Linked DNA regions of Homo sapiens: region 2 is linked to region 1. A link is a loop called in an ENCODE intact Hi-C map of the cell type or tissue named here. Cell type or tissue: heart left ventricle. All regions are shown on one strand. Each heading gives the region's core, and the rest is flanking DNA. Links, peaks and the distances in the headings are about the cores only.

Region 1 (12,289 bases), core at 2,247-10,246:
ATCTGGATTGACTGAGGTACAAGTCAATCAAGTGTGGAGCCATAGGTCTCACAGCAAGATAGAATCTGGTCCAGGAATAAAGTCCAAGAGTTCTCCTTGCAAGCACTGTAGACATAAGTCTTCTTTATATAGAAATATTATTTTATTAATTCTATTTTTAAGGCATAGATGACTGCAATCCTGCTACTGTTAAAGTTGTGCATTTGACTAAAGATTGCAGTCATAATAGCCATCATTTTAGAGCATCTGTTACACCACGCATCCAAGTTAGCAGTTTTAATATTCACCAGCATGGCTTTATTTGGTAAGCATACGTGCTGTTTGGAAGAACTTGCTATGTAATCTAACACTAAAAAAGAGTGACCAGCAAAATATATTCTTCACAAATCAAAAAGCACAGGATTTTGAGAAAGATCGCTTAAACTTAAGACCCAATTTTGCCACTACCTTGCTCTGTGACCTGAGCAGGATCTTGAACCCCTCCAGGTTTGTTCAACATTGATAAAATCGGTAAAAATAATACTCCATAAATACTGCATAAATAAAGTAGTTTTATCGGAGAATAAAATTTAGATGGTAGTGTGTTAATATGAAAATATTTTAAATATCATATGCAGATAATGACATTCATTAGACTGGATTAACTTTATGATGTTGCTGAAAATAGATTAGATAAAAAAATCATTGGCCAGTGATTGTAACAAGTTGTTACCTGGATGGTTACATGTGGGGTTAGTATTAGGCCAAGAATATATGCATTAAAAATTCAGTGTGTATGGTGCTTTTTTTATGCATCTGTGGCAGAGAAAGCATTGCACACCAGACAGTTTACAGGTTTTCCTGCATGTCCTAGTCTTCTTGCATTTAGATGGGCCTTTGAGATGAGTTCTGCAAAAAGGGCTTTCGGTAGACATAGCCTTTGACATTTCTAGATGGAAGCATTTAAGATCTGGAACTTCATGTTTCAGGAATGTTTTCCCTTTCTATACTGGTTACCTATTGTTACATTAAAAATTACCCCAAAATTTAGCAACTTAAAATAACACACATTATCTCTCAGTTTCTGTAGGTGATTAATCGCCCTGAAACTGGGTCCTCTACTTCAGAGTCTTTCAAAAGGCTGCAATAAAGGTGTCAGATGGGGCTGGCATCTCATCTAAAAGTTCAACTGGTAGTGGATTTACTTCTTGTACACTTACATTGTTGTTGGCTAGGTTCAGTTTCTTCAGGGTTATTGCACAGAGAGTCTCAGATCCTTGTTGGCCATTAGCTAGAGGCCACCCTCAGTTTCTTGTTGCATCAAACTTTCAACATAACGGCTTCCTTCATCAAAACCAATAAGGGAGGAAGTTGGCCAATAAGACTGAAGCCACAGCATTTTGCAACCCAAGAACAAACATGGCCTTCAATGTTGTAGTCTGTAGGTTAGAGGCAAGTTAATTGAGGGAAGGGAATTGCTAAGGCCATGAGTACCAGGCAATGAATTTTCTAGTGGACTACCTTAGAAGCTGCCTGCAACATCCACCAAAAAGTTTGTCTAAAAGATGAAATAATCACTGTCAGTTTGACTCCTGAATGACCATGTGGAGCAGAGCCTCCACTCACCTGTGCTGGATACATAGCACAGAGATGTTAGAGCTATGTTGTCATCATGACTAATATAACATGTATTCAATTTGAACCTTACAGCAAGGATCATTAAATTAGGCAGGAAACTATTCCAAAATACAGCTAAGAGACTAAATTCATAGAGATGAGGTAATTTATTCCAAGGTAATAAATTAAGTCATAGCAAAATGCATATTCAGGATGTGAGCTTAAAACTAGCATCATTTTCTTCTTTACTTTTCTCTAATAATGTGTTTGTTAGAATTCCTCTCTCCCCACTATACTGCCACTATGGTTATTTTAAATAGTTTTTAAAAGACATATAGCATTTTTGTTATCTTTCAGAAAATTCCTCTCTTGGCTGTGCTTGCCTAAATAATGAAATGCAAATTTACAGTACAAAGTAATTGTTTTGTAATTCTTTTTCTGATTTGCCCAAGAAAAGTTAGTTGGTGTATCCTCTCCATAGTCCGGAAGTCCATGGCCTATGGGCTTCCACCTTATATCTCTTAACCTTATATACCTCTTAACACCTAATATTACTGAGATAGATCTTTGTTTATATCTTCTTTTCATCTGGATACTAAACCCCTTGTAATCAGAGGACCTAACTCCTCTTTGTATTCCCAGAAAAAAAAACATAATTCATAAAATGCTGTTTAATCAATACAATATATGGAATACTATAACTTGGATATTTTGGAAATTACATATCAAGTTCAAACATCAGAATGCACCTTTAACTAAATTTGAAAATAACAACCTGTGTTGTTAGATCAATCCATGGGGAAAGTAAAAGCTACTTGAGAAACTAGGAAAGATCAAAATAAGTTTTGTTCACTGAAATTTCCTATTGAAGTGCCCCAGTATTTAGTGGATTTCATATAAAGTGTTCAGATTTCTTTTCCTGTCAGATGAACCCCCCAATAAAATTGTATTGCTCCTGTAGGATTTAAAAATTTTTACTTGCTGATAGTAATAATGATAATGGCACCACAACCTGACATTTATTCAGCACCTACCATGTGCTAGGCATTGTTCTAAGACTATAAAATGTGTTATTTCATTTAATCCCTACTAAATATATGAAGTAACATTGTTTACTCCCCTTTATCTCTGGCTTAGAAAAATGAAGAAAATTGCTCAAGGTCAGACTGCTGGTAAAGGCTGAGCAGCACCCTGAGCCGACGGTGTTTGACAGTAAAATCAATGTTCTTAATCCCATTCTGTATGGTCACCACTGCAACATGCAGACCCACCTCCACCCATGCATGTTCCTTCTTTCTGATCCAACCTCTGCATTGAATCAGCAATTCTACCTAACCTAAATAGATTTTTCACGCTTAAACTTAAGCTACATATTCTAAAACAATGTAGTAAAGTATATAAAATTATGATTCTCCAGAATATTCCAAGATTAAAATTTTCATCCCTGATCTTTCTCTCAAGCCACTATCCTAAGCAAGCCCATGTCTTAGTCTGTCTGTGCTACTGTAACTTCACATACCACAAACTATGTAATTTATAAAGAGCAGGAATTTATTTCTCATAGTTCTGAAGGCTAAGAAGTCCAAGATCAAGGTGCTGGCAACTGCCGAGGACTGTTCTCTGCTTCCAGGATGCTGCTTTGAAATTCTTCGTCCTCACATGGCAGAAAGTAGAATCTGCCAGAGCCTTGATCTTGGAGTTCCTGTCCTCCAGACCTGTGAGAAATAAATTTCTGTTATTTATAAGCTACCCAGTTTTTGGTATTTTGTTATAGCAGCCCAAATGGACTAAGACAGCTGTGTTAATCAATACAAACACATTTCCTTCCTAACCATATTTTTTTTTCTCAGGTATTCCTGTTGTGGCTAGGCAGAGGGCTAAATGAGTAAAACTGACCTATTGTGGCACTTGAGGGTTATTATTCACCCTCAGTGAGAAAGTAAATTTGCCTCGTAGGGCTAATCTGGTATGTTAATCTGTTTTCAAGCAGAATCAGAGCAGTAAGAATATTCAATGGCCACCAGCTGGCAGGTAAGAGTTTATCCTGCCCTTAAAACTTCCAGCTAAAGAAATCATTTGTGTCCTTCAATATCCTTTAAGGTAAAAATGCTACTTACCTAACTGGCTAAATTTTGAACCCATGACTTCCTTTTCAATGTTAAGCATTTTAGCAAAAGTGTAATTTTATGTTCACAATTCCAATGTAACATTCTTTCATAAATGATATAAAAATGTAATAATAAAAGCAACAAGCAATAATAATGGCTAATATGTAATGAGTGTTTATTGTTTGCCAGGAACCATACAAAGGACTTTACATGTATTATCTAATTTAATCTTCATAATGTATTCTTACGATAGGCAACCTTACTAGCCCAGTTTTTCAGACAGAGGAATCCAAGCTGAGGGAAGTTAGATAACTTGCCCAAAACAAAAAAATACAGCTCATGGACAAAATTACGATCCAATCACTGGCTCTCAGATTCCAGTCCCCAGTACTAAGTTGCTGTGCACTACCCCTTTTCAAATAAAATATACACTTAAATGTCATGACATTTCCAAAAATATTAGAGCCAGACTAATTTTGTGAACTCAGAGATCTCATGTTAGAAAGAGATTAGAGATCTCCTAATTGGCCTCCTGCCTTCTCTGTTGCACATCTATAGTTATTGGCAACCAGAAGCCAGAATTATGCCTTCACACATAAGCCTGATCATGTCAGTCCTTTGGTTCAAATACTCTCACTTCTTCTTCAGAGTAAAAGTCAAAGTCCTTACAATGTCATACAAAGCTTTGTGCAGGCTGCTGCCCACCTCCTACACTCTAATCTCATCTTCTACCTCCCCTCTCCTTCACTCCACAGAGAAATACTGGCCTCTTTGTTGTCCAGAGAACATTGTCCTTCCTCAGGTTGAATTTACTGTTCCCTCCTTGTGATCACCTGATTTGATATTTCAACTTTTTGAGGCTTTTGCTCAAATATGACTTTCTCAATGAGACCTTCTCTGACCCTCTGTTTAAATTATAACCCACCTATGACTTTTCTTGGCACTCACCGTACCCTTTATTGGATTTCACTTATTATCTATCTCTCTCCACAATAACTAAGATCTGTGAGAGAAAAGATTTTGTGTATTTTGTTTGCTGTTAAATCTGTAGTGCCTTGAACAGTGGCACATAGTAGGTGTTACATAAATACTTGAAGACATAGAGGAGAAAAGGTGAGCGAATGGTGCTAATAAGGCTAAAATGCACACCATAATACCACTACTGACTATATCCTATTAGCAAACTGAGAAACCGATATAAATTTGAACTGCAAATTGGAAATTTAATCTACAAATCTATGCAAAAATGAACAGAGACTAAGCTCAAAGTAATTTTAAATAAAAAGGGCAGGAAGATCTCACAAACCCACATTTTTAATTATTAACAGGACAAATTGAAAGTTTACACAAGAATAAAGATACAAGATGAGCCACACAGATACCTCAAATATGAAGTGCTGCAAAAAGAGTAACTAATAAAGTTACTAACACAAAATGTCATATTCAGAAAAATCAAGATTACAATGTCCTGGCTTCATTATTCCTGTCAACTGAGAAGTATAGGAAATGAAGTAAAATGTAACCAGTGACACCAATGAACAGAGTGACAAGAAGACAGAGGAATAATAATAGCTCCACAGTAATGACTCATGCACATTTTAATTCATCTTTGCTTTTTACCAGTTTCACATTAAAACCTGATGGAGAAAAATGAGGCAGTAAAGTGAAGCCACACAAGACCTTTAGGAGCTTTTAATATGAACATCAGAGAAATCAAGTCAGAAAGAAAAGAGTGATCCTTAAAGAATTTTGAACAGTCATTAATTCCTCACAGTGCCAGAACTGGCAAGGAAGGCAAACAAAAAAAGTGACCTGGGGTTGTGAAAAGATTTTTGAAGGAGCTTCATTTTCCCAAACACTCATAGATTTGCTTTTGAACTATCTTTCCTTGGCATCCAAACTAGCCAAACTTTGTGAACTCAGCTCTCTCACCAGATGGAGTGTTCTTAAGTTCCTCTCTAATACTATCTTCTCCAAGTGTAGTTTAAAAAGGCAAATAAATAAATAAATAAAGCAAAAGCTCAGCAGAGGGAACCATTCTTTTTATTTTGGCAGTGATACGCAGCTCCTTGGCAGGCAGCACTGTTAGTTAACATTGTTAGCACTTTGGAATTGTCTGACTTTTGTCATGTGTTTAAGCTGATTAGCCCCCTGGGTGACTTTGGCTTCCAAGGCAGCATTTCTTTTGACAGCTTGCTGAGGGTACAGATGTCTGGACAACAGATAAAGTTCTTAACCCTTATTTCTCATTTGGTTTCCCCTCAACTATTTTAATAGTGCCTGCAGACTTACAAACAGAAGGCGGTGGTTTATAAGGTTTTAAGATGTTCACTTAGGGGCTAACTCACTATCGGCTATGGCAAATTTACATCAGGAGCAGCACTTGTGACTCCTCCTTCACTCTCTAACTCCTTTCACATGTTGAACTTTGTAGATTGTATCTTTGCAATCTTAAATTAGCTAGAGCCATTTCATTTTCATTGCGACTATCCTTTCCCCAGTTCTATTATTAATGCCTAAGAATGAAACAAGCTTTCTACCTCATTCCTTATGATAGGATCTCATTTTCAGTTTTATATTACATTATTTCCTTCGATATGGCCAGTGCTCCATCCAAACTAAAATACTTTTTACTTCCTGGTTATGCACATGAATTCCAAGCTCTGTGCCTTTGTTCATGATCTATCCTCCTGATATATTTTTACCTAATCCATTATTCAAAATCAATGTTCTAGCCGCTATTTTTTGAGAGACCATAGATAATTTGGGGTTCTAGTATCAGAGCAGCTAGCAATCCAAAAATGAAGGGGAGCTAGACACGGGTGTTTTTGGTGTGCTTTTCACTGGATAGATACTCCATTTACCTGGCAGATAGCCTAATGCCCAATTAGTTGTCTGGCCTGTGATCCAGAGCCCCTCATACAGAAAACTTGTTTATACTGTCAGATGCCCTTGTAGCTCCTATCTGACCCATGTCCAGTTTACACATGCCTGACCATTTCTCTGGCATTGCAAGCCCAACCTGCTATTCTCTCTGGCATCCTGGGTGAAAATCTTGCCCTGGGACAGCCCCTAGTCCCTGAGATGGAAGGCACAAATGCCATATAGTACCACAATAGTAAACAAGTTCAAAGATTTTTACCTATAGATCTGGGCCAGAAGAGTGAAATGAGCGCAGTTCTTTATCTCTGGGTCGCATGAGGTCAGAATGAATAGTTAGGCAGAGAAAGAGAGACGAGCACGTGGCAACTAGCAGTACATATAAGGAAATATGGTGTGGGTCACTTCTAGTTCACAGGCAAATTCCTGAATTGTCCATTTAAAGGAAGCAGTGAGAAGGCCAGAAGCCTAGTCTGCCAGGCAGGAGAGATGCCTCTGAGGTTTTACCTCTGACCACTTGCATTAGCCATTTGCATGTGGTATAGAACTAGAAGCTGTGTCAAGGGTGACTGAGCCCTAAATCTGGTATGAGAAAGGTAAACTCTTATTCAAAGTGGATACTGAGGTAACATAAAATTATGAGAATTCACTGAGTACTACTAGTCACTGTGATATATCTGATTAACCTTAATGATTCTACCATTTTTAACAAATAACGCTTAGGTGTGTTTTTCAAACACCTTAAATTATTTCAAAAATATAGTCTCCATAAAATCAACCTTATACTCTGCTAACAAAATTCATCTTCCTGGAAAACAAATGCTGATTGTCTATAGAATCATTCAAATAGGCTATATTAAACTCCTTTTTTCCATAATTCTCGTGGTGGCTTTGTTTTCCTGATTGAGCGATGGCTGATACAATATGCAAATTTAAAAGCACATGTTCTTTGATCCTATTATTTTTCTTCTTGTATTCCTTGTATCTATTATAAACAATATTAACCCACATACATGAAGAAAATGAATAGCATTGATCAGTGTTTCATTGTAATAGGACAAACAAGATAACATTGAAATATCCATCAATGAGGTGGTACTATGCAACAATAAAAAATATGTCTACATCTATCAGCGATATTGAAAGTCTATGGGTCTACATCAGTCAATGACATTGAAAGTCTGTCAATATATGTTGTAAGTGAGAAATAGCAAATTTCCAAAAATACATACAGTGTGCGAAACAACACATAATAAAAACAAATGCATTGAAAAAAGTCTAGAAGAACTTTCTGTAAATTGTTACTCCTTGAGAAGGATGTGTGTTTGAGTGATGGGATGAAATAACTCTTTCTTTTTACTCACTTTACCAATGTATTGTTTAGCTTTTTTTCAGAGAGAATGCATTCACATGCTATACACTTATTTTAAACAACATATAGAATGGCAAATATTGATCTCATAGTGGATTGCATAATGGTGACCTGATGTGTTACTGTTTATGTTTGTTTATCTTTAGCTTCATAACCACATCACAGCAAACAGCTTGACGAATCTGTTAGAATACTAATGTAATTTTTAAAAGCACTGTCAAAAATAGAAAGGTCTTCTCAAGCAGTGTTGATCAGAGTCCTGAACAGGATATAATCTTCAATTTAGGGTATCATATTTCATGAGAGAAATTAATAACGACTGTGGCTCTGGAGTATAATCAGGGTATAGAATCCATGTGATATTAAGCACTTTAAACACTGAGGATATTCACAATGAACCAGAAAAGAATATGTCATTTAGGAAGATGTTAGCTTGAAAGCAGCAGACTGCTTGCTTAAAAAAAAACGTCTAATATAACAAGATAGCCCGTGGTAAGCACTTTCAGGGTAACTCAGCCAGCTCTCTATGATTATCTTATATTTTCCTCTCATAATTGCAAAATGACCTCGAGAATCATATGCTTTCATGGAAATACCAAAGGCTGAGATGAAGGGTGGGAAAGATCATTTATCCTGCATCACTGGTTAGGTGTCATCAAGCATAACTTCCACGTGTCTACTTGTCAGTCGCGGTGGAGAGAGAAAATGGCCACACGGCGACACCATATGAACTAATAACCTCTAAAAGCCATTCCAACTCTAAGAGTATCTCCACAAATGAGCCTAATCCACACAAGAAGCAACAATCAAGCACCGTTAGAGAAGTAGAGTACAACCAAATTAAAAACAAAAATTAAAGTCCAAAACTTAAAGTCAGGTTATCTAGCTGGTTTAAAAAAAAAATAAAAGCAGGTTGTGTACAGGTTGTGTACAGTCATGGAATCAAAATATTATACCTATTTACTAAGCCACCTGTAATACCAGTGGTGTTTTATTCAAGGTAGAGAAAACATCAGTCATTTCATATGGTTGCAAATGTCACTTGGAAAAAGAAAATTGCTGAGGACTTTCCATGTAAGTTTTTTGATATGCCAATCTAAATGTACTGTTATTACAACCTGAGATATAAAATATGTCCTCATAGGAAAAAAAAATTTCTATGTGTTTTGTAAGAACACTTACCCTAAAAAATGGTAAATGTATAATGCAGTATTGCTAACTATTGTTACAATGCTGTACGGCAGATTGCTGGAACAAATTCATCTTGCTATTATTTTAAATTATAATCTTTAACATTCAGTACCATATTCTCAGATTCTGTTGTTTCTCTATGTGCTCAGTCAACTCCTTTCTGTCATCATTATCTACTAAGTCGCCTCACTATATGGAGCACTTCATTATTTTCAATTCATATCCACTGAGAAGATGGATTTAGGAGCCAGGTAGTGATTATACCAGAGTAATTTATAAAGGTCTTCTTAGAATTTGTCCATCTTGCATGTGCTAGTGACCAGCCCACTGAGTTCTACATTACTCACTATTATTAAACCTGCAGGGATGTTTCACAAGGCTTCAGCCTTAATAACAATAAAAAGGCAAATGGAGGCACCTATTTATTACACCTCAACATCTAGTTTATTTACTAAGCAATAAGTACTGGCCATTACATTGACTCACTATCCTTCAGTTTACCAAACCCCCAAGACTATCTAATCATTTCTTCATTATTTGCTTATTAATTTTAAATGTAATCATTAGATTTGTGCTGCACTATTACCACTACTTAAATCTAAAATGTTGTGTTTATTTATTTTCATTCTTTCTATTGACGTATGCATTATCTATCACCTGTAAATTAACATGCACTTTCTAACACATTCTTTATGAAGTGACCAGCTTTCTGATTTAATAAAAAAAACCACATCTGTCCCTCAGACATTAACAGTAATCAACAGCTAGCCTATGACAATTAGTTTGACTTAAATGAAGTGTCTGAGTGATATATGGAGGAGAATATGTCGTGATGAAAACCATTTCTTCTATACCTAATTTAAAGCCTGCTAACAAAGTATGCTTCATATTATAATTTTAATTATATTTTTAAATTAAATGGATTTTATTCATTTTTACAGCCTTTATCCAAAATGCTATATTGTTGAATATATCTTTATTCTTGAGTTTTCATTATGAAGTGAAGATTGGGTTCATGGCGTGCAATAATTTCTGACACCAACCACCCAGAAACAGGTCAAATTCTACAGGTTAAGAGAACAATCTTCCACGTTGCCCTTATTTCAGACACCAGATGCAAGTTTTGGGGTCCCCAAGCCATTTTCACTTGTAATCTGTCAGCTACAAATTCAGGGGTTCCCACTACCCCCTTAGTTTCAATAATTCACTAGAACAACACAGAGAACTCAATAAAACATAATACTTAACTATTAAGGTTATACTATTGCAAAAGGATAGAAATCAGAACAAAGTACAGGGAGACATGCATAGAGTGAGGTCTTAGACGGTTTTAAACACAAAGCTTTTATTGTCTCCAGAGATGCATTAACCATTTGGCACATGAAGTGTGACAATATGCAGAGTATTGCCATCCAAGGAAGTTCACCTGAGCTTGGTGTTCAGATTTTTATTGGGATTTTATTACATAAGCATAATTGATTGAATCATTGGCCACCTGGTTGAACTCAACCTCCTACCACCCTAACTCTCCCCAGATGTTAGGCTGGTAGCATGTGGCTCAAAGTCTCAACTCTCTAATCACGTGGTTGGGCTTTCTAGTATGGACAGTTCTTATCCGACTTCTTCTCAATCACATAAACTATCTAGGAGTCCACCCTGAGTTATCTAATTGCCTAAACTATTAGGGGTTGTTCAGAAAGCACACCAGGAATAACAAAGACATTCCTATCACTAAGAAAATTCTAAGAATCTAGAAATTACTGCTCAACTGGGAACAAAATCCAGCAAAATTTTTTATTACAAGGGTTTGGAGGTTACTTCTCAGAAACCAGAGACAAAGTCCAGCCAAATTCTTGACAAGAAAGGGCAAAGAATTAAATACATATGTAGAGATTTTGTTATGCACATATTTCTCTATTTTACATGAAATTCAAAATTTCTTAGACTCATAGAGGAAAGTGTCCTCATAGTACACTAAATGTAGTAAAATAGACTTGATGTTCAACACTCATCACTTTTTCTTATATCACCCATTTCCCAGTAGTCAATAGCTCAGTTTGAAGTCATCCTCACTGGGTTAACAAAAATTCTGGACAGAAATATAGTTATACTTAACCATCATCAGCCTGCATTTTAACCCACTTCCTTGTTGCTGAAACTCACATAGAACCAGATGCTGATCATTTACATTCCCATTGTTTCTATAGATAGAATTTCTGAGGTTAGGGTCATAAGAATTTTGTTTAAGAATTGATTTGCATCCTCATTGTTCCTACAGATATATTATCTAACATTAGAATATTAAGGCTTTTGTTTAAGAATTACTTAAGATGTTTTTCAGATCCCAAATTTCAGCAAAATAGTGACACCAGAAGAACCAAATCAGCATGAGAATACAGTTTATTTCCCTGTCTCATGACTTCACCCTGTACTCTTTGGCCAATCAATAACTTTATACTTTGACCCATTCCAAAACCCTTAAAAACACTAGCCCCATACTCTTCAGGGAGATGGAGTTGAGATTTCCTCTTGTCTCTTTGTTCAGCGGCTCTATGATTAAACTTCTTTTTCTGCTGCAACTTGGTGTCTCAGTGTATTGACTTGCTGCACATATCAGGCAACATATCTATTATGTTTGCAAGTTGGAAGAGGAGGGTAAAAATAAAGGAGGTTTGTGTATAACATGCATTCATTAGCTGGAAAAGCAGCAGAGCAGGGCAAAATATTAGCCCAGCATACATACACCTGCAAAGAGTTCTTTTCTACTGACTTAGTCAAACCTAACTCTTCTCAGGACTTATGTTTTGATAAGCTATGCAGGTTTTCCTTACTGTAACAACAGACTATATTTTAATCCTGATTATGGAACACACCTCTACCTTCTTTTTTTACTTTTGATTTTTATTCAATGTATTTTCTTCTGGCTTTATGTAAACATTTGAAACATGCCTATCCTAGATATAATAGCCCCTTTCTCCTGACAAAATAGTCCCCCCAAAACACCATTAAATAACTACAAAAAATTGATCAAATACAAAATATATAGTTTTTATATAAAGTATATTTGTCTTTATTTTTTCAGAAACATTATAGAGCTATGGTTTTTCATGCAATGTATTGTTCCCTAAAAGTACATCCTACA
Region 2 (12,289 bases), core at 2,036-10,035, 140 kb after region 1:
ATATAAAATAATTTCAAAACTGAAGGTGAAATACCAATGGGAACTATCTGCCCTGACAATGGTCATGGAAAAAAAAATGTAAGTTAACAAAACACTCATCATGAAGCAAATATAAAGTAGGAAACTGTGGCAAGAGGAAGATAAGTAATTTATGACGTTTATATAGCTAGAAACTAGCAGACCTAGGCTTTGAATATAGGTCTGCCTGATTTGAAACCTAGACTTATCCTGCCACCCTATTAATTCATTTTTACATGTTCTTATTCTAGGATTGAATATAACTGGGATTTTAAAAAATGTGAATCCAGTAGAAACAGATTAGGAATTCATTAGTAAGAGCTCTAGATGAGGTTATAGTATAATCAGAGTAGCTATCAGTTTTTAATAATTCCGTAATGAATCTAACTAATGCCCAAATATAGTCTGTTCCCATAAATCAATGTAAAGCAACTTGCTTTAATTTTTTATAAATTTATAAATTATATAAATGAGATCATATTAAAGAACAAAGCTAGTGACCAATAAAGCATGTCATTCAAAGACAAATCGAAATCAAAATTCTCAGCACATATCCCCTGGCCCTCCCAGACACCAATAAACAATTACAGAATTCTTTCCACTCTACTGAAGCTTATATTTGAATTATGCAATCGCAAATCTGGAAGAGTTTTGAATGTCTTGGTTTACAGATAAAAATCCTAAAATAGTTATGTTTTGTCTACTTTTAGCACAAACTTACAAAGTTAACTATTGATAGTTTTAGAGCCAGAACAAAGGACCCCTAACTAGTCCATTGTTTTCCTAACTACTGCCCTACAAATTAGTACTTAATTCCGTAGGAAGTACTACCTTACACAGAAATCATTTTCTGAAAACTGAAGTACAAAATGAACAATTTTATACTCAATTTGGATGGAGCACCATAGATTTCTAAGTCATTTCTTCTGATGGAATGGCTTCTACTAGGACAGAAAAAGAGGGAAATAGGTTCAGGTATAGTTCTTAGGAATGAAAAGAAAGTAGATTCAACCACTTTATTCAGAAGCAGGAACTCAGTCTGCAAACTGTGAAGTACCAATTATGATGGCCACTTTAGAAAGCTCTATTTTACAGCTCCCCTCCACCTGCTTTTCACCTTTTGTTTTGCAACTCTTCAAATTCTCTTGTGATCCAACAACTTAATTATTTATAGAGATTGGCCATCTCCTATAATAAGATGCTCAGGGAGAACCTTTGGCACTCAGCTTAAGTCCTGTCTTACCAGTGGTGGAAAATTTCTGTGAAACTATTTACACTTTTTTATTCCTCAGATATAATTACCTAGGAATGGATTAAAACATTATTTTATTTATAAAAGGGGCAATCCTGGAGTCAGAAACCCATTAGTTTGTTGAGAATTCTTTTAAAATCCTATGACAGATTATTCCTGAAAAAACTTCAAATCTCTCAATCCAATATCCCCCATGAGGAAAAGGCAAGCTTTACCTAACACTATTTTATTACTGTCCAGGACTACCTTTAGTCTCACCTAATTGAAAAAAAACAATAACCATGTAAGCCATTTTACAACAGTCACTGGTTTTTGATTATGTCAGCAGCTTTGAGCTGCTGAGAACTTTATGGATCCTATGCACTTAAACACTCATTCAGATTGTTTCCTGAACTAGCTCTGTCAGAACATATTTTACACTGAGCAATATTTTATACTGAGCAATGGATAGTCTTAAATTGAATAAAACAAGAATGTATACCAGCCACACACACATTCCCATCTCCCCCACCAACCCTTTTTTTTTTTTTTTACGAGATAAGAGTCTCACCCTGTCACCCAGGCTGGAGTGCAATGGCGCGACCTCAGCTCACTATAACCTCCGCCTCCCGGGTTCAATCGATTCTCCTGCCTCAGCCTCCTGAGTAGTTGGGTAGTTGGGATTACAGGCACCTGCCACCACGCCCAGCTAATTTTTGTATTTTTAATAGAGACAGGGTTTCACCATGTTGGCCAGGCTGGTCTTGAACTCCTGACCTTGTGATCCACCCACCTCAGCCTCCCAAAGTGCTGGGATTACAGGCGTGAGCCACTGTGCCTGGCCTTTTTTTTTTTTTTTTTTAACTTTTAAGTTCAGGAGTACTTGTGCAGGTCTGTTACATAGGTAAATTTGTGTCATGGAGATTTGTTGTACAGATTATTTCATCACCTAGGCATTAAGCCTAGTACCTACTAGTTATTTTTTCTAATTCTCTCTCTCCTCCCACTCATCACCCTCTGATAAGCCCCAGTGTATGCTGTTCCCCTCTATATGTTCATGTCACACACCTTCCTTTTAAGAAACATCTAAACTTAGTGACACACCTGTTACATTAATTGAATAGAGTAGTATGCATTAACATATAAAAGAAGGAAAGGAACCCTGCTGTAAATTATTGGTGCTATGTAAGTCACAGCTATCCTGACAGACTCTGATCAGTTGAGAGTAGACCAGGAATTCAATGGGATGCAAATCATCAGACTATCTAACTAAATGAAAGATTCCCTGAGAAAGTGGATTGGATAAATAGGCAGGGCCTGAGGGCAATACATGTTTCCTTATCCTCTCCTACTGAATTGAAGAGAACGGCAGGAAAGAGTTTTCCCAGTGAATTCCTTTGAGTTTATTACTGCTTTATTACTTTTGAGTCAGATTCATAGTTCATTAATTTTTACTTTTTTCTTGCATTTGGGATTATAAATTTCCCAGTAAGTAGTATTTGAGTTTCATCCTATACATTATTTACCTGTGATGTTTTTGCTTACATTCAGTTCTAAATATTTCTACCTTCTATTTTAATTTTTTCATTAACCTGGACATATTTGGACGGGCGCAGTGGCTCATGCCTGTGATCCCAGCACTTTGGGAGGCCAAGGCGGTTGGATCGCGAGGTCAGGAGATCGAGACCATCCTGGCTAACACGATGAAACCCCATCTCTACTAAAAATACAAAACGTTAGCCAGGCGTACTGGTGGGCGCCTGTAGTCCCAGCTACACGGGAGGCTGAGGCAGGAGAATGGCGGGAACCCGGGAGGCGGAGCTTGCTGTGAGCCACGATGGCACCACTGCACCCCAGCCTGGGCAACAGAGCAAGACTCCGTTAAAAAAAAAAAAAAAAAAAAAAAAACCTAGACATATTTGAATTGTATTAATTTTGTTAGCATTTTGCTATCGATTTATAATTTATTGTATTATGGTTGGAAAACACCGTGTGTAATATGATTTCTTTAGCATTTGTTGAAACTTCCTTTGTGGATTTATTTTTGTAATGTGTTGTAACATGTATTTTGTAAATGTTCCATGTGTTCTTACAAAGAACACACATTCTCTAATTATTGAGTATGTGGTTCAAAATATGTTCTTTAAACTTATTTGTATTGATCAAATCTTCTCTATCTTTACTAATAGAAAATCTTATTGGATTGATGGATTTGTCAATAATACCATGTGGTTTTGTCCATTTTTGCTACAATATATCTGAGGCTATATTGATAGGTACATACAAATTCAGATTTCCTTTAATCTTTCTATTAAATAGTTGATTTTATCATGTACATAATGGTCCCCTTTACCCTGATAATGTTTTATTACCTTAAATTTTTTTTTAAATTAGTGCTTGCCTTTACTCTGAAATTCCTCCCCCCACCCCATGTTTTAAGCAGGTTTCTGGTAAAATAACTATACACACACACACACTATCCACATTTATTCTAATTACTTATATGATTGGGTTTATTCCCGTCAGCTTTACTCTTTCTACTTGCTGTCAAGAATTGTGAAGGGTCTGAGATTTTATCCTACGTGCAAGCCTGTTATAGTTTCATGGATGCTGGACGAAGACACAAGACTCCTTGGTCAGAGACAAATGACTTTATCACTCACAACAATAGCAGTTGCCAGAGTATCATCATTTGCACCAATTCCCAGAACCCAGTTTTCACAGGACATCATGAAGAGAGCCACGTGACATCTGCACATACCCTGAGCTGTGTTACAGGAGAGAAATCCTGATCTTAGGAAATCCAATTATTTTATACTGGGCAGTAAGCCTGCCTGACCTTTGCCAGAGGAAAACATTATTTTTATTACACCAGACAGTAAACAAACCTAGTCTTTGCTCTGAAGAGGGACATAATCTCTATATTTCAAGGCTGTTATCTATACAAGCACCCTTGAAAATATACTTTGGAACAAATAGAGTCAGTGGTTTTGCTCAAAAGATGTGCAAAAAAACATGAGAGACCCAAGAGGAATTGTACACCCAATACTTAACTATACTATTTTTCCTTTGATGCATTTATTTCCTGACTGTTTTAATTAATTGGATTTTCTATGGTCCCCTTTTCCTTTAGTATTTTGGATGACATACATTATGTCTGTAACATTTTAATTGTTACTCAAAGTATTTAACATGTATAACTAAAACACTAAGTCAACAATCCCTACAATGATCTCTACCTTCCTTTATAATACAGAATCTTAGTACTTTTAACTCTAATCATACATATCTAACAGTCTTACAAGTTATGGTACATATTATCCTCATTCAAATTTCTTCTTTTATAATTCTCAAATTGGGCATTCTAATAATTATTTTGTAATACATCTAATATATTTGCCATTTTCCCCTCACACCATTATTTCTTGCATCCTACTTCTTCCTTCCAGGTTTAATTTCTTCCTTTTTTAAGTATATCATTCAGATGTTCATTCAAGAGGCGAAATAACTAAATTACCTGAATTTTTCTCTAAACTTGCCATTATTTTATTCTTGGTCTTGAATGAAAGTTTTGCAAGCCTTAGAATTCTAGATTGTTAGTCAGTTCTATTGGAAGTTTAAAGATAATGTTCCACTGTGTTACACTGTTGAGGCTATCTGTTGCTGTGCATGAGAATTTAATGTCAATCTAGTAATTGCTCTTTGGAGATAATTATCTGTTGTCTTTTATTGCTTTTAAGATTGTCTATGAGGTATCTCAAAAATAAGTCATAATGCGAATTTGTTTTTATTTATATTGTTCAGGAATTGTACTTTGTTATTTCACAATCTGTCATATTACTAACTCTTCATATGTCTTTGCTGCAATACAAGCAATTTTTTAAACTTATCTTCCAGGGTAATATTTCTCTCCTTATTTGTATTTAATATGCTGTTTATATCCATTTTATTATAATTTGAATAAATATATTTCGAATGTTAGAAATTTTTATTGGCCTTCATAAATGGAGCAGTCCATACTGTCTTATTCTTAAGTTCTTTTTATTTCTTCCTTTCTATTTTTAAACATTTTAAATATAGTCTCACAGGATAGAGATTGAGTCTCTCTCTCTAGAGCAAAGAGCAGGTTTGTTTACTGTCTAGTGTAATGAAGATAGTCTTCCTCTAGGACAAAGGTCTGGCAGGCTTACTGCCCAGTGTAAAAGATCGGGTTTCTTAAGGTCAGGATTCCTCACTTATTACACAGCTCACTGTTTATATAGATGTCACCTGGTACTCTTCATGTTGCCCTGTGGAAATCTGGAAATTGAAGTTCTTGTTTTCTCTGCTGAAATGCATGCTATGATCAATCGTTTTCTTCACTGGGGGAACGAGAAGATAAGCCCATCTGAAGTGGAGCTTTATTTTGTGGAATCTATTGTGGGATAAGGTGTAAGCATGTCCTTTTATAAAGTATTAGTACTTACTTCTGTCAGATACATCAGGATATTAATAGGCACGGATTAACAATAATGTTAATGTCTTGGCTTCAAGTTTCCAAGCAAGAAATACATATGCAAATGTATATTTGGGTATGTATATCCAAACCTATGCTAAATGAAAGCCCAAGATATCTATTTTCCAGGTGAAACGTTTTATTGGCCTAGCCCAGATCACTTGCAGAGATCAGTTTCCTTTCATCTTGTTGCACCTATGGGTATGTTCCTAGTGCACTCCTTTAATGACTGATCAGACATTTAGGGGTCTAAGTTTTTGCAGAGGACTCAGTTCCAATTTCTTATCTCACAAAGGTACAATATCTGCCACAAAGTGGGCACAGAAAGCCAATCCTCCAAGCAGAAGTAGCAGCAACTCAAGTATTCATCCTTCTGCTTTTTTGCTTCCCTCTTCAGGAACCATAGGAATTCATTTTAAATGACTTTTAAGCATTGTTAAAAATGTTTGCCTCACTTAAATTTCCTAAGAATGTATTATTAATAATTACAATTAGTAAAGATTTCTAGTATATAGAATGAAATTCAAATATAGTTTTAAAACATGGTAACAATGCAATAATGAGCTACTTTACCTTTCCTATGAGAAGAAACAAAATCTACACCTCTATTTCCTTATTAGCCATCTTCCTGAAAGAATTACCTTCTTCATCTTATACTTACATTAAACCACAGTAACTGGTTCTGTCTAGATATCTGCATTTATTTCATTTTGACCATTGACTATATTATCGGAAAAAACTAGAAAGTATTTATTATACTGTATTATTCATAATGAATTTCATTTGGAAAAGTTGTTACTTTTCCATGCTCTTACTATGCTGCATAAGGTGGGCCTTAAAGTATCATTTATCACAGAAAGCCATTTATTAAAATGGCATTCCTCATATTAGAATTTGTCCTAGAGGCCATTAATGTTCTCTCCCGTATGAGTCACTCTTCAACTATCTCATAATAATATAAGGCAGCACATTTTAACTTTAATAGGAAGTAACTTGAGAATGTATTGTGTCACTAAGACATTTTCTTATGAGGTTTCTTATAAAATTTTAATATAATAAACATAATAGAGATTTACCAGTGATGACTTTGTAGTTTTTGATTCTTCAAAGCTTGGCCTCTTATACAGATTGCTCAATTCCAAGGATTCTTTGATGTCTTGAGATAATTTCTCCTCAATGGGAGCTTTTTCTAAATCTCTACCTAGCAAAGTGTCCTTGCTTTCAAGTGATACACAGGAATCATCAGACTTTTGATTACTTTCTAAACCTATATTTTTCTCCTTTAAATTTCTTTCAAAGGAGGTGCTTTCCTCAATTTTTTCAATGTCAGAAGAATACACATCAGGATCCACGATGTTGTCAAAATCTGTGTTTGAAGTTTCTGCTGTTAAAAACACACAGTTACAAAAGGTACATAAATAAATTTAAACAAATAATTAAACTGTTAATAAACCAAAAGTTCTGTGGTAAAAAAACTTTCTCAATAAACACTATTTCACAAATTCCTTTACTGATGTTTTAGTGTTAAAATATTTTTACTATGCTTATATTCATAAGTGGTAATCATAATTCACTTATAGAACCAAACATTAATGAGCTAGACTAGTAAAAGAAGGTAATATTTTATTTTGCAATGAAATCTTAAAATTGATGCAAATTTTTATTTCAGCCTGTGGTTCAATTCTCACTTTCCCACCTCCTCCTCTCACTCAAATTTTACAACAGTAATTCATGAGAAGTAACACAGGGGGAACATTTTTTCATTTTGCCATTTTTCCCTAGCATGCCTAGCAATAAAGAGAGGGCACAGGGAAATGTGCCAGATGAAAGAAGAGCAGCAGTTGGGGGCACAGAAAATGTGTAGCAGGGACACCTGCTTCTAGAAAGCTACAAAGTGAACAAGATTGTATTAGTCATCTACCTCATTATGTCTGCTTTAAATAAATCATTTGGTTTACATCACCGGTTTTTAACCTGGTTGCACAGTAGAATCATCTGAAGGCACTCTTTAAAATTGTCAGTGTATGGGCCTGACCCCAAACCAATTAAATCAGATCCTGAGAGTGGAACTCAGGCATTGGTCTTTTGAACTTCCCCTTGCTAAGTTGTCCAGGTGATTATAGTGGGTAACACAGTAGTGAAACACTGGTCTAGATTTTCTGAAAAATAAAAATTCTTTGAATGTTTATACCATACTACTTTCATTTTAAATAAATGTACACCATTATCCAGACTGAATATAGCTTCTTCTGGTTATCCCTTACTCTGTTCCAAAGACAAATATCTCTATAAGTAGACTATGTAAAATAGTAGAAACTCTGAATAAAACTGTCTCCTGTGATGTAAATGCTTTACAGCTTTACAAAGGACTTGCTTGTTGCAATCAAATGTTTATATAACTCACCAATTTCAGATAGTATTTAGAACTAGTGGAAACAAGGAAGTCAAAAGTACCTCTCTCCATAAGACACACCCACACAGGTGCAGAAAAGGCTTTCGACAAAATTCAACATTCATTCATGTTAAAATCTCTCAATAAACTAGGTATTGAAGGAATATATCTCAAAATAATAAGAACCATATATAACAAACCCAGAGCCAACATCATACTGAAAGGGCAAAAGTATTCCCCTTGAAAACTGGCACAAGACGAGGATGCCCTCTCTCACCACTCCTATTCAACATAATATTGGAAGTCCTAGCAAGGGCAACCAGGAAAGAGAAAGAAATAAAGGGCATCCAAATAGTAGGAGAGGAAGTCAAACTATCTCTGTTTGCAGACTACATGATGCTAAATCCAGAAAACCCCATAGCTTAAGCCCAGAAGCTTCTTAAGCTGATAACTTTGGCAAAGTCTCAGAATACAAAATCAATGTGCAAAATCACTAGCATTCTTATACACCAATGACAGTCAAGCTGAGAGCCAAAAGAGCTCCAATAGCTAAGGCAATCCTAAGCAAAAAGAGCAAAACTGGAGGCATCATGCTACCCAACTTCAAACTATACTGAAGAGTTACCAAAATAGCATGGTACTGGTACAAAAACAGACACATAGACCAGTGGAACAGAATAGAAAACCCAGAAAATAGACCACACACCTACAGCTATCTGACCTTCAACAAACCTGACAAAAACAAGCAATGGGGAAAGGATTCCCTATTCAAAAAATGATGGTGGGATAACTGGCTAGCCATATGCTGAAGATTGAAGCTGGACCCCTTCCTTATACCATATACAAAAATTAACTCAAGATAGATTAAATACTTAAATGTAAATCCCAAAACTATGAAAACCCTGGAAGACAATCTAGGCAATAACATTCAGGACATGGGTATAGGCAAAGATTTCATGACAAAGATGCCAAAAGCAATAGCAGCAAAGCAAAAATTGACAAATAGGATCCAATTAAACTAAAGAGCTTCTGTACAGTGAAAGAAACTATCAACAGAATAAACGGACAAACTACAGAATGGGGGAAAACTTTTGCAAACCATGAATTCAACAGAGCTCTAAGAACCACCTTCTATAAGGAACTTAAAGAAATTTGCAAGAAAAAAGCAATCTCAATAAAAAGTGGGCAAAGACATGAGCAGACACTTTCCTAAAAGGGACATACATGTGACCACAATCCTATAAGAAGAAGCTCAACATCACTCATCATTACAGAAATGCAAATCAAAACCACAATGAGATACCATCTCACACCAGTCAGAATGGATATTATTAAAAAGTAAAAAAAATAACAGATGCTGGTGAGGTTGTGCAGAGAAAGGAACACTTATACACTGTTGGTAGGAATGTAAATTAGTTCAACCATCATGGAAGACAGCATGGTGATTTTCAAAGACATAAAGACAGAAATACCATTCAACCCAGCAATCTCATTACTGGGTATATACCCAAAGGAATATAAATCATTCTATTATAAAGATACATGTATATGTATGCTCAATGCAGCACTATTTATAATAGCACAGACAGGGAATCAACCCAAATGCTCATTAATGACAGACTGGATAAAGAAAATGTGGTACATATACACCATGGAATACTATGAAGAAAAACAAGATCATGTACTTTGCATGGACATGGATGGAGCTGGAGGCCATTATCCTTAGCAAACTAACAAAAGAACAGAAAACTAAGCACTAGTTTATAATTTATAAGAGGAAGCTAAATGGTGAGAACACATGGACACTTTAGAGGGGAACAACACACACTGGGGCCTATTGAAGGGTGAGGGTGGTAGGAGGGAGAGGAGCAGGAAAAATCACTAATGGGTGCAAGGCTTAATAAATGGATGATGAAATAATATGTACAACAAACCCCCATGACACAAGTTTACCTATGTAACAAAACTACACGTGTGTCCCTGAACTTAAAAGTTAAAAAAAGGCATGCCTACCAGTGACATGTCAGTTTACCACTGCTATGGCAACATCTGGAAGTTATCACCTGTTTCCCCAGCAACAACCTGATGACCCAGAAGTTGCCACCCCTTTTCCAGAAATTTCTGAGTAACTCATCTTTTAATTTGCATGTAATTAAAAGTGGCTAAAAATATTACTGCAGAGCCACCTCTGAGATGCTACTCTGGGTACAGTGCTTATGGGGTAAATCTGTTCCAAAAGGAACACTGCCTTTGCCACTGCTGTACACTGCTACTTTAATAAAACTTGCTGTCTAACACCACTGGCTTGCATGGTGCAAGCTGTCAGTGGATCTACCATTCTGTGGTCTGGAGGATGGTGGCTCTCTTCTCACAGCTGCACTAGGCAGTGCCCCAGTGGTTACTCTGTGTGGGGGCTCCTACCACATATTTCCCCTTTGCACCACTCTAGTAGAGGTTCTCCATGAGTGCTCTGCCTCTGCAACAGACTTCTACCTGGACATTTAGGCATTTCTGTACATCCTCTGATATCTAGACAGAGGTTTCCAAACCTCAAGTCTTATCTTCTGTGACTCACAGGCCCAACACCATGTGGAAGCCACCAAGGCTTGGGGCTTGCACCCTCTGAATCCAAGGTCCAAGCTGTATCTTGGCCCCTTTTAACCCTGACTGCACTTGGAGCCACTGGGACAGAGTACCATGTCTTGAGGGTGAACAGAGCAGTGAGGCCCTGAGCCTGGCCCATGAAACCATTTTTCCCTTCTAGGCCTACAGGCCAGTAATGGGAGGGGATGCTGTGAGGATCTCAGGAATGCCCTAGAGACATTTTCCCCATTGTCTTGGCAATCAATAGTTGGTTCCTCTTTATTTATACAAATTTCTGCAGCATGTGGCTCGAATTTCTCCCCAAAGAATGGGTGTTTCTTTTCTACCACATGGTCAGGCTGCAAATTTTCCAAACTTTTATGCTCTGCTTCCCTTTTAAACATAATTTCCAGTTTCATACCATTTCTTTGTGAATGCATATGACTATATGCTTTTTGAAACAGCCAGGTCACATCTTGAATGCTTTGTTTTGCTGCTTAGAAATTCCTTCTGCCAGATGCTGTAAATCATCTCTCTGAAGTTCAAATTCCACAGATGTCTAGTTTGAGGAGGGGGCCAAAATGCTGCCAGTCTCTTTGCTAAAGCATAGCAAAAGTGACCGTTACTTCAGTTCCCAATAAGTTCCTCATTTCCATCTGAAACCATCTCAGCCTAGACTTCATTGTCCATTATCACTATAAGCATTTTGGTCAAAATCATTCAACAAGTCTCTAGGAAGTCCTAAGCTTTCCCACATCTTCTTTTCTTCTTCTGAGCCCTCCAAACTGTTCTAACCTCTGCCTGTTACCGAGTTCTAAAGTCACTTCCACATTTTCAGGTATCTTTACAGCACTACTTCACTTTTCTGGTACCAATTTTCTCTGTTAGTCCATTTTTAAACTGCTATAAAGAACTACCTAAGACTGGGTACTTTATTAAGGAAAGAGGCTTAATTGACTCACAGTTCCACATGGCTGGGAGGTCTCAGGAGTCTTATAATCATGGCAGAAGGTGAAGGGGAAGCAAGGCATGTATTACATGTTGGCGAGGGCTGGGGATCTGCCACACACTTTTAAATCATCAGAGCTCACGAGGACTCACTCACTATCATGAGAACAACATGGAGGAAACCACTCCTATGATCCAATCACCTCCCACCAGGTCCCTCCCTTGACACATGGGGATTACAATTTGAGATGAGATTTGGTTAGGAACACAGAGCCAAGCCATATCATAGATAGAAATCTAAAAATTATATACAAGATCTATATGAGGAATTCTACAAATTCTGATTAAAGAAATCAAAATTCTAAATAAATAGAGAAATATTCTATGTTCATGGATGGGAAGATTTAATATTGTTAAGATATTTTTTCCCAACTTGATCTATAGATTCATTGCAATCCCAATCAAAATCCCCGCCTTTTTATAGAGAAACAAATGACCCAGGATAGTGAACACAATATCGAAGAAGAGCAAAGTCAGAAGACTTGATACTACCTTACATCAAGATTACTATAAATCTATAACAATCAAGAGAGTGTGTGGTATTGGAATAAATGTAGACAAA

Evidence for each region. A loop is a pair of places that touch in the nucleus more often than their neighbours do. Peaks named below come from ENCODE experiments on the same cell type or tissue, not always from the same donor. Only the 100,000 strongest peaks of a DNase experiment are listed, where the experiment ranks them.
Region 2: it touches region 1 in a loop (15-fold over the local background); 8 of 110 quality-filtered maps call a loop at or near these places.

Annotation. Positions count from the first base shown.
Region 1 is chr3:167,160,972-167,173,260 of GRCh38, forward strand. No RefSeq gene overlaps it. Among named protein-coding and RNA genes, the nearest start is that of ZBBX, 210 kb to the right of the region's middle. In heart left ventricle, for the core only: no CTCF peak of the experiment used is centred there; no DNase peak of the experiment used is centred there; H3K4me3 peaks cover 355 bases; H3K27ac peaks cover 2,079 bases.
Region 2 is chr3:167,298,823-167,311,111 of GRCh38, forward strand. It overlaps ZBBX (zinc finger B-box domain containing), which reads right to left. Exons shown (of 22, transcript NM_001199201.2): 17 at 6,821-7,128. Among named protein-coding and RNA genes, the nearest start is that of ZBBX, 75 kb to the right of the region's middle. In heart left ventricle, for the core only: no CTCF peak of the experiment used is centred there; no DNase peak of the experiment used is centred there; H3K27ac peaks cover 1,869 bases.